2 separate regions of the Mus musculus genome follow, and region 1 is linked to region 2. Evidence: chromatin loops called from intact Hi-C (ENCODE). Cell type or tissue: heart. All regions are shown on one strand.

Region 1 (8,000 bases), 51 kb after region 2:
GTTACTGGAAGAGTTAACATCATAGACAGACAGACAGAGGGATAAGAACACGAACAGACAGAGGGAAAAAAAGCACGTTGGGGGGTCTGAGAAAAGTTCAGGCCCCAGCACCAGAGATGTCAGGATGGTCTCTGAGACACTCAAAGCCCACATGGGTCAAGAGAGTGCTTCCTATACCTTGTGAGGGTGGCAGAGGCTCCTAGGAAGAGCCAAGAGCCCACCCTGATTCCTAGGGTGGAGGCAGGAAGGATATGAGAACAGCATGAGGCACCTCTTTGATGCAGACTCTGTTCTCAAGTGAGGCCTTGGCACCAGGAAGCACAGAGTCCCTGTAGAGTGACTGTCAACATCTGTGAGAAGAGGCCCGAGTAAGGGCTGAGCAGAGACCAGTCCTGACACTAAGTTCTTTCTGGAATGATGGGGGGGTGTGCGGTGGGTTGGAGGGGGCCTGAGGAACATGCTCAAATTGTGATATATACTGGCAAATAATCAATGAATAAATAGATGATCTAAAAGAAGGTACCGTCCGAGTAACACTGCTCAGTGACAGGGAGGCAAGTGGCCACGAGGAGGACCCAGGTCTCATCTCGGGGCTCAGTACTGACCCATACCTGGAGCTGTGGGCCAGCTAATGTAAAGGAGGGGCAGGGTAAACTCAGAGCTCCACCCAGCAGCACCTATGGCCAAGTGAGCCAGACTGAAGGAAAAGCCTCAAGCCTGACTTAGAGGGAGCTACTCATGGAGGCGGCAGGGGCATTCATACCCAGTAAACCAGATGCACCCAGGGCTGCCCCTGAGATTGCCCAGCACAGTAGAAACAACCCTAGGGTCACATGTGCAGTGTCAACTGGTTCTCTTGGTTAAGAGGACCTAGGGCCTGGGTGAAGTCCTCTCTGAGACAGCACAAGCCAGTCACCCTCCTTCCTCCATTGCTGGGGTTTAAGTGTATCCTCTCATGGACCAAATGTCAGGGATGTAATCTCAAGAGGGTTCTGCTCTTGAGAGGGGGTTGGTGCAGTTTTCCTGTAAGGAGCAGGGTATTTTAGAAGACCAAGCCTGGCCTTCCTTGGTGTGTCTCTGGTTTCCTCACCTCGCCACGTTCTTTTACAGATGCCTCTGCAAAGAACCTGTTCTCCATGTTGGAATACAGTTGAGAGAACACTCACCTGAGCTGGGACCAGGCTATTTAGACTTGCAACTTCCCAGTGAATTTCTTTTCTTTGTAAGGTTATCAGCTTAAGGTATTTTATGACAGTAATGGGTAGTTAACTGACATACCCAATATCCAGTGAGAAGATTCCTAAGAGAGTGACAGCTGTTCGCCCTGTCCTCCTACATTTCTGGCCCTCCCATCCCCACTCTGATTTGACGAGAGCCTGTTGATCTCAAAGCATTCCCAACAGCCATGCTCAAAGCTGCTGGTTTCAGAGAAGTTGGTTGAAAGTAGCTGTCATGGAGCCTCTGGTTACCCTCTAGAGCCAGGCTTCATTAACAACAGTCAGAAGCCCCTTAGCCCCTCCACACTACACTGCATCCTCTGATAGCGCCACATGCCTTGTCGCCTGGACTGCTGGCTCAGAAGCATTCAGGAGCTTTTGCCAGACAAGAAAGACCTCAGGCTCACCCTGGGCCCACACCCGAGTCTGTCTTTTATAAGATCTTAAAGCTACTTCCTTCAGGGCACATTAAACTCTAAGAATCTTTGGTCTCCTCGGTGTCAGCTGTGGTAACTGTACCTTCCCTACCAGTCAGTACCTTGGAGAAAAAAAGACAGACAGACAGAGGGAAGAGAGAAACAAAGGAAGGAAGAAAGGAGGGGAGAAGAAGAAAGGAGAGAAATGGGAGAAAGAAGAGAAAGGAGAACACAGGAGTTTAGGAAGAAGGAAGAGGTAAAGAAATAAAAGGATGCAGAGAAGACAGAAGGAGGCAGTGAGGGAAAGAGATTAAGATGGAAGGAATGGACAAAGGGATAGAGAGAAGAGAGAGTGGGAGACTGGGGAAGTAGGATGTGACAGGGAGAGAAAAGAGGAGAGAGATACAGAAAGGCAGAGACAGCGAGACACACAGAGATGAGAGAGATGCAGAGACAGACAGAGAGCCAGAGACAGAGAGAGAAAGAGAGAAAGGAGAGAGAAGAGATGAGAGAGACAGAGAGACACAGAGAGCGACAGAGACAGCAAGATACAGCGAGAAAGGGAAAAGAGAGAGAAAGACACACAGAGAGACAGAGACAGACAGAGAGACACACAGAGAAAGCGAGAGACAGAAAGAGAGAGAAGAGAGGAGAGATACAAAGAGAAACAGAGAGAAAGAGAGAAAGAGAGAGAGGAGAGAGAGAGAGAGGGAGGAGAGAGAGACACAGAGACAGAGAGACAGATTTCACGTTCAGCCTGATCTTTAACATCTAAAGCTTTAGCCAGTGGATGACACTGCAGGGTGGGACTAAGGACCTTGGAATGAGAGGCCTCCTTTTTCACTGCCTTCCTCTTCCTAAAACTCAAGCTTATTCACAGTTCCTGTAAAGGATATTAAGCCTCGGAGATTACAGGCACTTCGTCACTGGGGGATCGGGAAGGGGAAGGGATCGCACTAAACCTAGAGTTAGCCTGAGTGCAACTAATTGAAACCCTCAATTAATAGGATCAGCTTCCGCCTTCAGGACAAAAGCAAACACTACGAAGACAAATTAGCACTGGGATTTTTCCGTCATCCCCCTCTGGTGACATTCTGAACGCACTGACTACTGGGTACACAAGGAGCTTTGTGGGTTGTTGACAGCAGGCTGGGAAGACCAGGCTTGCCAGCCTCGCTCTGGATGGGCCTGCCACCTTAGCAGGCTGCGTCCTGTCTGAGCTTCATTTCTGGCCTGTGCAGTAGGGACTAAAATAACAACCATCTATTCAGAGAGCCTTGGCTGAGAGAAGTTGGGCTTGCTCCCAGGTCTGGGTTCCCTTCAACCTCCCTGTCTCCAGATCCTCCTGTCAAAGCACAGCTTGGGTGCACTGTACGCGCGCGCGCGCGCACACACACACACACACACACACACACACACACACACACGGTCTGAGTCCGCCAGCAGAGGGCGTGTTTTCCCCACAGCCTGGGGTTGAGGCGAAGGCTTTTTCTGTTTAAAACCAAAGCTACCCACAAAGGATGGGATAAGGGTAAAGAGTGCTACCGGAGGTGCTGAGCTGGTTTAGGAAACACTGGCACCACCTTCTGGAACATCGCGGTATTGACGTCCCCGTGGAAGAAAGCTGGTTTCCGGCAGGCATAGTGTGTCTTGCGCCAATCTTGGAACCTCAAGGCTCTAACAGTTTTCTTTTCTTTTCCTCTGTCATTTTCCAATCTCCTCTCACTCTTAGTTTTTCCAGCCAGGCTGACCTGGAATTTGCTGTGTAGCAGAGGGTGACCTTGAACTCCTGATACCCCTGCTTCCATTGCCCAAATGCTGGGATCAACAGGCACGAGCTACCTTACCTGCAGTTTTTCCTCTTATATTCCTGTACCTCCTGGGATATAGCCAGAGTCTTACGCATACTGAGCTAGTGCTTTAATTCTGTATGTATTCTATCTCAGCCTCTGGTAATCACTCTTTACCGGGGTTTTGCGTGTCTTCCTTCTGTTTCCCAATGCAAGCCTTTCCCTGACTGTCTGATTAAGCGCAGCCTCTATAGTGAGGACTCTGTGAGTGTTTTATGCTCCCCCTTCCAGTAGAGGGCCCTTTCATCTCACAGACTGTTCAAAGCTCTGTGGCAAGGCAGTTAGGTGCTGGCCCCGGAACTGAGAACTCCACCTCCAGTCAATGTTCTGTTTCGACGTGGTGACTTAGGCAGGTGAGAGTCCCTGTCGCCTCAGTTTCCTTGTCCATAACAAGGCTGACTGCAGAAGCCACCCGGAATAGTCAGACACCCAGAAACCAGGACCCTATTTTCAGACTCAGCTGGGGGCACCTGGGAGCAAGGGTGGAGCCTACAGCAGAACTAGAGATAGGACCAGCCTCTTCTCTGCCTGGCCAGACTCAGTTTCCTTGGCCACCTCGTTTAACAATTGGCTACTAAGTGAGCAGAGGCCATTATGTACTGTGTTAAAATAAGACCATTCCGGGCAGTCTGACTAAAATCATTCCCCATGCCTGTTTGCTCCATTAGATCACATGCATACATTTCCCCAGTTAAATTAATCGGAATGATGGACTCCATCTTTAAAGGCAATGGAATAATAAATTGCCGTTATCCAAACAGGGAAATAGGCTCTGTGGGAGAGCGTCACACCGCAGCTTCACGGTGCTCTACTACGCGAAGGTCTCCTTTCTACCCGCACTCTCTCACTCAGAGAAATCAGCCCTTTAAAATTGCAGGCGTCTGATGGAGCAATAGAGAATGAACCTACACAGACTGAAGGATGCTGGGAGTCCAGACCCACGCTTTGTGAAGAACCACAAGTCTGTGACCACAGAGATGTCTTGCCATCATGCTCTTCCTGAGGGCATCAAAGAATTGGTCTCTGCTATTACTGGAAACCCTGAGGGCAGCACCACTGGGCCACTTGGGCTGGCTCTCTTCCCCTCAGAGACTGCCCCTCTGCCCTGTTATTCAGTGGAGTAGCAAGTCCCATAGGGAAAGCCCAGTGATATAGTGGAGATGTGGGTCCATGTTCCGCCTCGCCGCTGGGGTGTGTGAACGCCGCTCCGGAAGACAAAATGCAGGGGCGCTAGGCTACGTTCCATCTTCATCACCATCTGGGTGTCTGGAACACTTGATACTCGCTCAGGGAAGATGGAAGGCAGCCTAAGATGGGGACCCCAACCCCGGTGAGAAACCGCACAGGCTGGAGCCAAGGCTGTGGTTCTCAAAGCTCCCAGGCACCCAGACGCTGCTGGACTTCATGAGATGGGAATGGGCCCCCTCAGGCCAGTGCTGAGCCTAGGGTTGGAGGGTGTGGGGAATCTGACTTAGCCTAGAGTGAACGTCTAGAGCTCAGGGGCCTTCTGCGCCGTGTGACTCTGTAATGAAGGCCTTTCCCCACATCAGGTCTTATGAGAGAGACAGTCCTTGCTTGTTCAAATTGTTTATTCATAGTGGAAAAATGGATGCATACAACTTACTCAGGGTGGACCAGAGGTTAAATACCTTTTGCAGGAGGGAATGTCTGGGAAAGGGAACCTTATTGGCTAAACCCTGAGGCGGCCCGTCTAGATACCCCATTAGCATGGAGAACTCTAGGCTCTAAGCTACATGACCAGTTGCCACGGTCTTCTTAGTGGGGTGTCGTGGTCACGTGCTCCGGCACAGGAACTGGATTGGGAGCAGATTCAATCGCCTTCTGTTATCAATTGTGAGACTTGCTGGGATTTCTTAATCTGCCCGACCTTCCCAGTTTTTCTGTCTAGTGATATGGTTCTCCTTGCCTCACATGGAGACAGTGACTGGATCTTGGAAGGTGAGGCCTGACAATCTGCAAGAGGCATAGTTCCAATGACTGCCATGTCCCCGTCCCCGTCCCCCCCCCCCCCCCCTCCGCACAGCCTGGTGACCATAAGTGAATCTGCCCAGCCAGGGCTTCTCCTTGCTTCTTCTTCTTTAGGGTCATTTTCTAATTAAAGAAAAACTATATTCACTCTCTTCCCCACAGAGTGTGAGCTAGACAGTATTGCATGAAATTGACTCATACAGGCAGGAGCCCAGAGACATACATGTAGGGACACATGCTGACACGTTCCGGCTCTGCTCGGGTTCAGATGTGAGGAAGGTCTATTACACGCACTGCAATCCAGAGCGGAGAATCCTCCACCTTTTGGCACTGATGGAGCACAAAGTGGAGGAGAGGGCAAGCCAAATCAGGTGACAAAATGTCAGAGAAGAGGGGATGGAGGGAGGGAAGGGGGAGGGGAGAGAAGAGGGGAGGGATGGAGGGAAGGGAGAGGGGAGAGAAGAGGGGAGGGAGGGAGGGGAGGGGGAGGGGAGAGAAGAGGGGAGGGAGGGAGGGGAGGGGGAGGGGAGAGAAGAGGGGAGGGAGGGAGGTAAGGGGGAGGGGAGAGAAGAGGGGAGGGAGGGAGGGGAGGGGGAGGGGAGAGAAGAGGGGAGGGAGGGAGGTAAGGGGGAGGGGAGAGAAGAGGGGAGGGAGGGAGGGAAGGGGGAGGGGGAGAGAAGAGGGGAGGGAGGGAGGGAGGGAAGGGGGAGAGGGAGAGAAGAGAGGAGGGAGGGAGGGAGGGAGGGAAGGGGGAGGGGAGAGAAGAGGGGAAGGAGGGAGGAAAGGGAATGGGGAGACAAGAGGGAAAGAAGAGGTGATGGAGGGAGGGAAGGAGAGGTTATACAGATTAATTTTCAATATTTGTTTCATCATTGGTGTCGTGGTTTTGTTTGTGTGCTCGTTTGTGTTGATGTTTGTGTTGAGAGACAGGGTCTCCGGTAGTCCAGGCTGCCCTTCCAGTTTTCTACGTAGCTAAAGATGATCTTAGCTTCTGATCTTCCTGAGTGCTAGCACCTCAGCGGTGCTCCATCATGCCAGGTGTATGCAGCTATGGGAAAAGAAAACAGTCTTCGACCACACTAGGGAAACACTCTACCAACTGAGCCACGCCCCCAGCCCCTGTATGATCTTTGTTTAGAGCAAGGAAGCTTGGGGGCAGAAACAAAATAAAGGAAGTCCACAAGGGCGTCATCCGCCTCCTCTTGGGATTAAGCAGGAAGGCTTCTCAGGTGCTTCTCCCTTACTCCACAAACCAAGAACGCGAGGCGGAGGGAGGAGAGAAAGGGGGAGAGAAGGGAGAGCTCTGAGGTGAACAAGGCCTAGGATGACCTCAGTGAGCAACGTGGCCTTTGAGCTCGGGAATGTGGGGCCTTTGGTTGGCTGTGACAGAGGAGGGGACTCAAGAGGTCTTCAACAGCAATTGACAGCATTTTGCCTACACTGACCTAAGAGGCCCCAAATCAGGATGCTTCTTTGTCCTGGGGATTGTGGGCACAGGTTGGAGCCACCGAAAATTTACCTTTCCCTGGTGCTGGGGCAGGGGAAGCAAGACAGACAGGACAGGTCGTGGGAGCCCTAGGGTATGCTTGGCCAGGGAGAAAGCAGAGTTCCTGGACAATAATCTGTAGATGTGGATTCTAAAGTCCTGGACTGATGGGCCTGGTATCTGAAACAGGCCCTGCTTAGTAAGCAGCAGGTAGCCTTGAGACCATCCAGGTCTCCTTGCTCCCATGCTCTGATGCTTAGGGGGTTTCTGAAAGCACCCAAGGACAGCTACACCCTGCTGGCACATGTGGAGAGCCTGTGATCCAGGATTTCCCATCTCCTGTGATACAATGCCCAACTTGTGGAGATGATATTATAAAGTGATTTTTAAGAAAATTAATTTTTTTAAAGTCCTAATGATTCTATTTTGAGACAATGAGCTATGCCCCACTGACCTGTAGCTGGGCTTCTTTGTAAACACCCACACAACAAACACATCTGAGAATCTTAGGGTGTTCCATGAAGCTATTACAAGTAGCTTCTAAATTACCCAACGAAGACATGCCAAACTGTAAAGCTACCAAAAGTAAGCTGGTTAGTGGCTCAGCTGCAGTGGCAGGTACATGAAACTCTACCGCCACCTAGTGGTCACACAGGATTTATCCCATTCCAGGACTTGCCACCTGCAGAGAGCAGGGTCTCCCCTCCCCCCATCCCCGTGCGCGCCCCCCCCCCCCGGCCCCCGGGCTGGATCCCTCTAGGTCATACATACACAAAGGCCATCTTTACAAACCTTGGCAATATGTCACAGAGGGTATGCCAGTAAAATGTGCTTAGCAACAGAACAGACCATTAATATCTTTTATACTTGTGTTTCATTTTAAAAAGGAGAGAAAGGGGCACCACAGCAACCCTGGTTCTTCTGTAGAGGGCCTAGGGCAAGGTAATCATAAGGAAGGAAGGAGTGTGAATTCCAGTCCTCTCTCCAAGGCAGCAAGTGAAGTTAGGCTTCAAAGAAATGGCAGGATTTACTGCTCTCTCTC
Region 2 (8,000 bases):
TGCCATGGTCCAGCTCTGAACATCTTCCTCCTCCTCCTCCTCTCCCTCCTCTTCCTCCTCCTCCTCCTCCTCCTCCTCCTCCTCTCCCTCCTCCTCCTCCTCCTCCTCCTTCTCCTCCTCCCCTGCCCCAGAATAAGGAGGAACTGAGGAGCATCCCAGGGGCAAGACCTCTTCGTGAGTTCAGTGCCTCTGCTTAGGCATGGTGAGCCTTTGCCACACACAGGTCATGGCTTGGAAAAGTCACATGACCTCCCTACACAGGAAGCAGAAACACATCCCGCTCAAAGGGGCCAGCCTAGGTAAGGACCCTTTACAAGATCCAGCAGAAAAGTGGGACTAACGGGAATCTACATCCAAACACACACGGTCGCCAAAGTCTGACACAGCTCCACCTGCACAGAACACGGACAACTGGCTTGTGAATATGCTGGTGTGTGTGGGCAAAGCCACTGGAGTCCTACCCTGTATTGGTGAACTTAAGAACTGGGTTCAGAACTCAGCCAGGCTTTGAACTGAATGGGAGGTGGTTTTTGAAGAGGAGAGAATTTGGTCCAAGACTATAGTGAAGGTCCCCTGATGTGTCCATGTGGCCCGTCACAGGGTCCAAAGGACAGCAAGCCTGGCTGGGTTTATTTTCAATTACTTTTAAACCCTCTGAGCTCAGTGAACCCTGAACAAGTTCTTGTTAAGCACTTTTTTCCTACTTAATATTTAATCCTGTGTCTACTTAACATGAAATTTAATCTACATAATCTTTGGGCTTGTAGGTCATCAAAAATACCAGTGTGTCAGAAACAGCTGGTACCCAAGCTTTTCATATCAGCAAGAGGTTAAACTCTTGTCAGAGTTTAAGTCGGAGCCTTTGCATTTTGTTGGTCCAGAAAAGCAAGATTTAAAGTGATTCGGGTCTCATTCTCCACCTGTTCCCAGCCCTTTGAGAGGACATGGAACAGGGACACCAGACACCTGAGAAAAGCAGGACACTGCATTCCCAGAAGGAGAAACATGCATATTTTTTTCTGCCATCTTGTTTACCACAGAACACATGGTGTTTTCCCAGGATAAAAACAGAGAAAACTTACAAAATTCAATAAAAAACTAATTTCAAACTTTTAGAAAGTCCTAAAGCTGTGTTAACCAGGAGGGGAAAAATGATTCCTAAACGAATCTATTTTTCTTAAGAAAGTATCTGTGGCAGGAGGAAGATTCTATTTTTGAGAACTAGAAAAAAAGGTACTGTGTAAATAGGTGTGGGTTAGCAAAATTAATGGGTGAAATTTGTTGTGAGAGTTAAAAATATCTCTGTACTTATTTTTTTCTAGAATTATTTATGTTATAGTAAAGTACTTATTTAACACAACATATAAATAAAACATTTATACAATTAGTGTAGATTAATTTTAGAGTTATTGGTACTGCACAAATAACTAATATGATATATTAATATAAATTTTATAACATTTATATATTTGGTATATATTTGACTATATATATATGTGTGTGTGTATATATATACATATACATATATATGCTCTATGACCTATTTGACATATTAATATCTGTAAAATAAATATAAATAATATGGCACATTTTTTCTAGAATATCTATATATTTCTGATACTAAAAGCCTCGTCCCTGGCTCTGGGCACTGGGAGTAGCATTTTACCTACAAGGATGAAGGAGTTGGATATCCCTGAAGAAATATGCAGGTACATTCAACACCTGGGCAACAGTATTACTCAGGATGCTGACAGAAAGCAGGGTGAGCAAGACATATCCTAAAGAAATGGAGCTGTACATCCCACCATGCTGGAAACCGCGCATGCCCCAGAGCAGCAGTGTCACGTGGGATCCTGTACATCCCACCATGCTGGAAACCGAGCATGCGCCCAGAGCAGCAGTGTCACATAGGACCCCATTAGCCATGCACATTGTTTGACTTTGAATCTTCTGGTTGGTTCTGAGGCCTGAACCCAGAGCCCTGCCAGGCCAGTAAAAGATGTGGCTCAAGGAGCCCAGCTCTGCCCCAACACAGCGTTGGGAGCCTGAATAAGTCACTTCCCCACACCCCCTCTTTGAACATATGTGGCAGTGCTCCCCTTGAAGGACTGCAGTGATGCATAGTAAAGGCCCCACGTGGCAAGCTCATGGCTGAGGGGTGGCTGCCATGTTGTATTAGCTATGTGGATTCTACCCGCCACTACTGTTATCCAGGGCTTTCTGACTTAATTGTGTATTACTATATTATTTTAATCTATCTGCATCTTCTGCACTTTGTATGCTTCCTGCCCGTGACATGCTTCCTCTAATTGGCCACAGCTTCCTGGTTGTTTACTTTCAGCCAAGGATAAGCCCAGTGTTCTCTGCCTCTTTCCCAGATCCTCCATTCTTACAAGGGACCCATCTCTCTGTTAAACTTTTTTTTTTCTTCCACTTCCTGCCACCCTGATTATTCCCAGCATTGCAAACACAGCTCTCCTCTGCTCTTCTTGCATCCAAGTGCCTTCCACAGTGTGCCTGCTGCTTAGTTTCATTCACAAACTAGACTTTATTCTCTCCTTTATCTCCAGAAAACAAACGGTGTACCACAGAGCAAATGCTAAACAAATTCATGCCCTGTGTCTTTCTTGGCTGGCGGTAGGAGAGGACAATCCTGACTCGAGGACTTCAGTGAATGTATCATAGTTCTGAGAATTATCATCCCAACCAGGAAGCCTCAGCAGCATGAGAAACCTGGGAAACTAAATGCTATTCCCAGAGACTAACCCTGCTTGTTTGTCATGGGTGGCACTCTGGAGGATTAAAAGAGGGAACACCTCACAAAAGCCCATTTATCAGATCACTCATAATTAGCTTGTGGAAAATTATGGATGTCTCTTAACACTTTAGAAGATAAGCCATGCTGATTGTAGAACCACTGAGGGGGGGGGGATAGAAACCAAAGGCAATAACATAAAATAGGTGTGCAAGAAGTAGATTCCTTTATTTAAATGTCATGTATTTATGTAATGTGCATGTGTGAATGTATGTGCACCACGTGTATGTAGCGCCCATGGAGGCCAGAAGAGGGGCTCCAACCCCCTGAAACTGGAGTTACAGATGGCTGTGATCTGTTTGTAGCTGCTGGGAATCAAACTTAAGTTTTTTGCAAGAGCAGCAAGTTCTCTTAACCACTGAGCCATCTCTCCCTCCATCCCCGAGAAGTTCACTTCTTGAAAGAAGGCTGCTGAGGAACTAGAGGAAAGTCTGTGAAGTGTAGAAGCCAGTGAATCAAACAGCCAAACTGGTGTGTACAAGGCAGATTACCAGTCTCAGCAGAGCAATGAGCAAAGGCCTGTGCTCCAGCCATGCAGTGGACCCACTAAGATCTGGTATCTGTTAGGCTGAAGGGGCTGAGAGGAGGAATATAGTAACTATAAACCAGTAACTACTGTAAATAAAGGACTGATCGGCAATCTGAAACCTGTGAACCTGAGACAGACACGAAGGTGCAAAGGTTGACCGAGAAAAATAGAAAACAGACAAGGAAGGTGGCTGGATGGAGAACATGGGTAGCCAGGTAATAGACGATATGCAGATAGATAGTAGATTAATTGCTTATTTGATAGATGCTGTAGAGATGACTCGTAGATTATAGATAGTAGATAAAAATTAGGAAAACGGCAGGCGATTGTTAACTGGTTGATAAATGATTGGTAAATTATACACACACACACAGAGGGTGGAGGGAGGGAGGGAGGGAGAGGGAGAGGGAGAGGGGGAGGGAGAAGGAGAGGGAGAGGGGGAGGGGGAGAGAGAGAGAGAGAGAGAGAGAGAGAGAGAGAGAGAGAGAGAGAGAGAGAGAGAGAGAATATGAATGAATTTCAAAAAAGAATTTTAAAAAGCTCCTTAAGTTTAGACCAGATCACACAGAGCACAGGATAATGGGGGTGGGGGGCGGTTTGGGAAAAACACTGGTGTGGCTCCCACAGCCTTGGGGGTGCATGGGGAAGAGTACTGGTCTGCCTTCTATAATTTTGCACCTCCTTCCTCCCCTGGCTCCCCAGCTGAGCCTTCCCCCACCTCCCAGGCTCCAGTCTCCTCTTCTAGAGTCTCTGTCATTTTTTGAGATGGTGCTAACAGCCCTTTTTACCTAACTCTGTATCTCAAGAGTAGCAATGAATTTCCACAGGCGGCGGGACTATTCCGGACTCTTCCCCTCAACTGTGCGCTGTTTACTTCCTCTGCGCTTCCCCTTCCTGCCTCCTGCTTGGATCACTACAGCCTTGGTGGGGGTGGGTTGACCCTTCTCTCCAGTGCCTTTTGCCAATGAGCTCCCTCCAGGGGCTGGATTCCTAGCGAAGGCTGTGGTGGTAGCAACGGGGCTTCATTCTTAAAAATTCTTGGCCATGTAGCCTGTCCTGGGCATCCTGCCAGATGGCCAGGGATTTGAAGGTAAATGCCACACCCAGTGCTCTAAAGGAATCCTCAGGGACCAGGCTGGCTGGGTGCTCTCCGTTCTACCTGTGAACAGCACGTGTCTGTTCCTCTTTCTTTCAGGCCATAGCAGAGCCCCATGGTAGCCAGGTGGGAGAAGGGGAGCGAGGACGCGCCACTTACCCTGCAGAAGATTCCTGACCTACAGAGTGAGTGACCAGGTAGTAAAGGGCTTGGAGGGCAGAGGGCTATAGACTGGGGGCAGGGGTTGGAGGATAGAGGAGATGGCTGCCCTGCAACCTTCCCTTAGCTCTTGTTTCCCCCTCAGAGAGATCCTGAGCCATGCACTTGCAGGAGGCCACAAGTCCCAAGCCCTGATTGCTTGGATCCCAAAGCCAGGTGCTCAGGCTTGCAGCCAGAGCTTACCAGAAACAGGAAGGCACACGGTTCACCCCAAGCCAGTTCAACCCCCCCCCCCCCCCAGCAAGAATGAGGGAGAGACAGAGGGAGAAACAGAAGCCCCAGGAACAAGGCCACAGTCCCCAGAATCTGGAAAGCGCTGTACAGAAGGAAGCACCTCTTCGGTGTGCAGGACACTCACGTTTCACTTGTCCTGGAAAAACTTAAGCCCTTGTTTTGGATTCAGTGGGCTGAGTGGCATGCCTGTTCCCCAGAGCTCTCCTTCCTCTGTCTTTCTCCTTAAGCACAGCCGGTCGCTTGCACACTTGCAGGTAAGCTGTGCTTGCCTGTGGCAGAGCTCCTGCCACAGCCTGCCTCTGCATTCAGCATGGTAGGCCCTTTCCAAGCCTCAGCAGGGTTACTTTCTCCCTCATTATAAACTAAAGAGTATGGTCTGGGGCACAAGAAGGAACTTCCAAGCTTCCTGCAATGTCCCTGGCTCTAAGGAATAGATCCTAGGAAGTGTAAAGTAGGCTTCAAGAAGTTGAAGCTCTAAGTAACTTACACTCTTCCTTTCAATGAAAACAAAACATGTCTTTTCAAGAAAAAAAAATTTCAAAAAGACCATTTCAAGGGGTGTTCACAATGAAACAGGAAGATTTAATGGCCTGTGGCACCATTTTACATCCTGAGCAGGTGCTGGCCTTCAATGGGGACTCTTGTTTCCATGAAGAGATTTGCCTGCATTCATTCTAAAATGAATTTTATTGCCAAAATGCCCCTCTACCAGAACGATTAGTGCCTGAATCATAAGATAATGCATACCCATTTATTGCTTTTCAAAGGGGAGATTCCCCCCCCCCCGATTCTTAGAATGCCAATGAGGTAGGGGAAAACCATGCCAGTCAGGTAGAGTTCCCCTGTAATCGCCAACGTTATCTTTTCCGAGGAATGTCGGAGTCATCAGTTTCCGTCAGCAGGCAGGTGCTATAAGATGCTCTGGGGCCTTGAGGCCAGCTCTTCCCTGGCTGCTGGCTGCCGAGGCAGGGCAAAGTGCTCCCTGGGGCTGAGCGGGGAGCCTAGAGCTACTTCTCGGTAGGTTTGTTTCTTTTCTGCGACTGCGTTAGATTTCTCCACTACATATCCTTTTGCTTGTTCTTAAAATAGACTCTCCAGCTGGCTCTATTTTGATCTAAAGAATGGAGCAGAATTGTGTGTGTACCTAAATATCACACCTAAAGTGACATTGGTAGCGCTTGTCTAAGAATAACCTGCACAGCACTGGGGATGTTCAGGAAGTTTAATTACTTGCTACTGGAAGGGCTTTAGTTGCTTGATAATTGGGCTTTTCCTAAATGTCATCAGAAACAGGAGAAACCATAATGCTAAGTTATTCACTTGGACGAGGGTGGCATAAATGAACTTGCTCCAACATATGCAAGTTAAAAGGGAGGTCTAAATATGTATCGATACTGCTTTGTCTCTGAAAACTTGGGATAATATTGCTACACCCAAACTATTTTATGAGTAGTCAATCTGACATTTATAATTTCATATGTAAGATAAGTTCTGGATCTGGCCAAGCAAGCTTTAAATAAATATTATCATGATAAATCATTGAAGCTGACTGTACATAAATGCTGGTAACACTTTTGTAAGATATTTGCATAACTTCTGGTATCATCAAGAGAAAAAAATAACTTATTATGTTTTTAGAATAAGGCTTTGTGAAGGCGCTAATTTAATCATGACTGTCATAGTTCTGCTTTACCTAATCATAAGTACAGAATTACCCAGAAAGGGGCAATCTCAATTGAGGAACTGCCTCCACCAGACTGACCTGTAGGCAGGTCTATGGGGCATTTTATTGACTGGTGATTTATGTTGGAGGTACCAGCCCACTGTGGGCAGCACCATCCTCTAGCAGGTAGGTCTGAGCTGTATAAGAAAGGTAGCTGAGCAAGACCGAGGAAGCAAGCCAATAAACAGAGTTCCTCCACAGTCTCTGCTTTAGTTCCTGCCTTGGCTTCCTACCCTGACTTCCCTCACAAAGACTTGTGGCCTGTAAGATGAAATAAACTCTTTCCTCCCGAAGTTGCTTTTCATCAGTGTTTTACCGAAGCAACAAACAGCAAACAATGACAGAGGTTGGTACTGAGGATGGGGTAAAAACCCCACACTGGCATAAAGGACTTACTCCCAGTTAAAAATTAAAGAGATGAGGTCTAGAGAGGCTGAAAGTTTGTGCTGCCTCACATAGACAGTTGCAGAGTCAAGAGTTTCATCTCCGCTAGTTCTTTCAAAGCTTAGGTCCCTTACTCAGCTGCTTCCACAGCTCTGGTTCAAGTCAGCTAGCCTGGTTCTCACAGTTCTATTTCCTTCCTTCCTTACATCCACACTCAGTGTTCCCTCGACTTCTTGAGTTCTCTATCTGTAGGTTGGAGCTGCCCAGGCATGAAGATACTGGGTGCAGTTGCACCTGCCCTAGACATATGCAGACATTGTTCTAATAATTATTCCCCAAGCAGACAGCACAGTACTACTTCACCATGTATTATGCATACCATGTTAAGTTCAATAAATGATCTGGAGATGGTTTAAAGTACTGAGGATGATATGCACAGATTGCATGCAGACAGTTTGTCATTTCCATGAAGGAATCATGGCTCACAGCTGGGTTTTATATCTATAGGGCGCTCTCGAAACAGGGAGTCCCTGGAAACTGTCTCAGTTTTACTTCCTGTTGCTAGATAGCATGACAAAAACAACTGAGAGGAATCATGGGGAGAAGGTTCAGGAGCTAAGATGCTCTACTCTTGCAGAGGACCCAGTTCCCAGCGCCCAAGTCAGTCAGTCACCATCACATGTAGCTTTTATAGCTCTGGGGAATCTGATTCCTTCTTCTGACCTTGGCAGACGCAATCTCCCAACACACATATATGCACATAAATCTTCTGTGTGGGAAGCAACTAAGTGGAAAAAGGGCTTATTTTAACTAAAAATCAGATTCCAGTTCGTCATGGGGAGGAAGTCACAGAGACAGGAACCTGATACAGCTGGTCACATCATACCTACACTGGAGAAACGGTGCACAGAATACATGGCTGCTTAGCCCACTTTCTCTACTCTTGGTAGAGGCAATCAGCTGCAGAATCAGGGTCTCCCGACTAAGGAATGGTTCCACT

Evidence for each region. Hi-C counts contacts between places; a loop is a spot of excess contacts. Peaks named below come from ENCODE experiments on the same cell type or tissue, not always from the same donor. Only the 100,000 strongest peaks of a DNase experiment are listed, where the experiment ranks them.
Region 1: it touches region 2 in a loop (2.1-fold over the local background); 7 of 42 quality-filtered maps call a loop at or near these places.

The regions. Positions count from the first base shown.
Region 1 is chr16:95,338,487-95,346,486 of GRCm38, forward strand. No RefSeq gene overlaps it. Among named protein-coding and RNA genes, the nearest start is that of Gm31641, 83 kb to the left of the region's middle. In heart, CTCF peaks have their summits at 3,222 (motif pointing left) and 7,592 (motif pointing left); DNase peaks (open chromatin) are centred at 2,945, 6,675 and 7,595; H3K4me3 peaks cover 611 bases; H3K27ac peaks cover 2,075 bases.
Region 2 is chr16:95,287,272-95,295,271 of GRCm38, forward strand. Kcnj15 (potassium inwardly-rectifying channel, subfamily J, member 15) reads left to right here. Exons shown (of 4, transcript NM_001271691.1): 3 at 4,540-4,637. Among named protein-coding and RNA genes, the nearest start is that of Gm31641, 32 kb to the left of the region's middle. In heart, no CTCF peak of the experiment used is centred here; a DNase peak (open chromatin) is centred at 4,320; H3K27ac peaks cover 1,269 bases.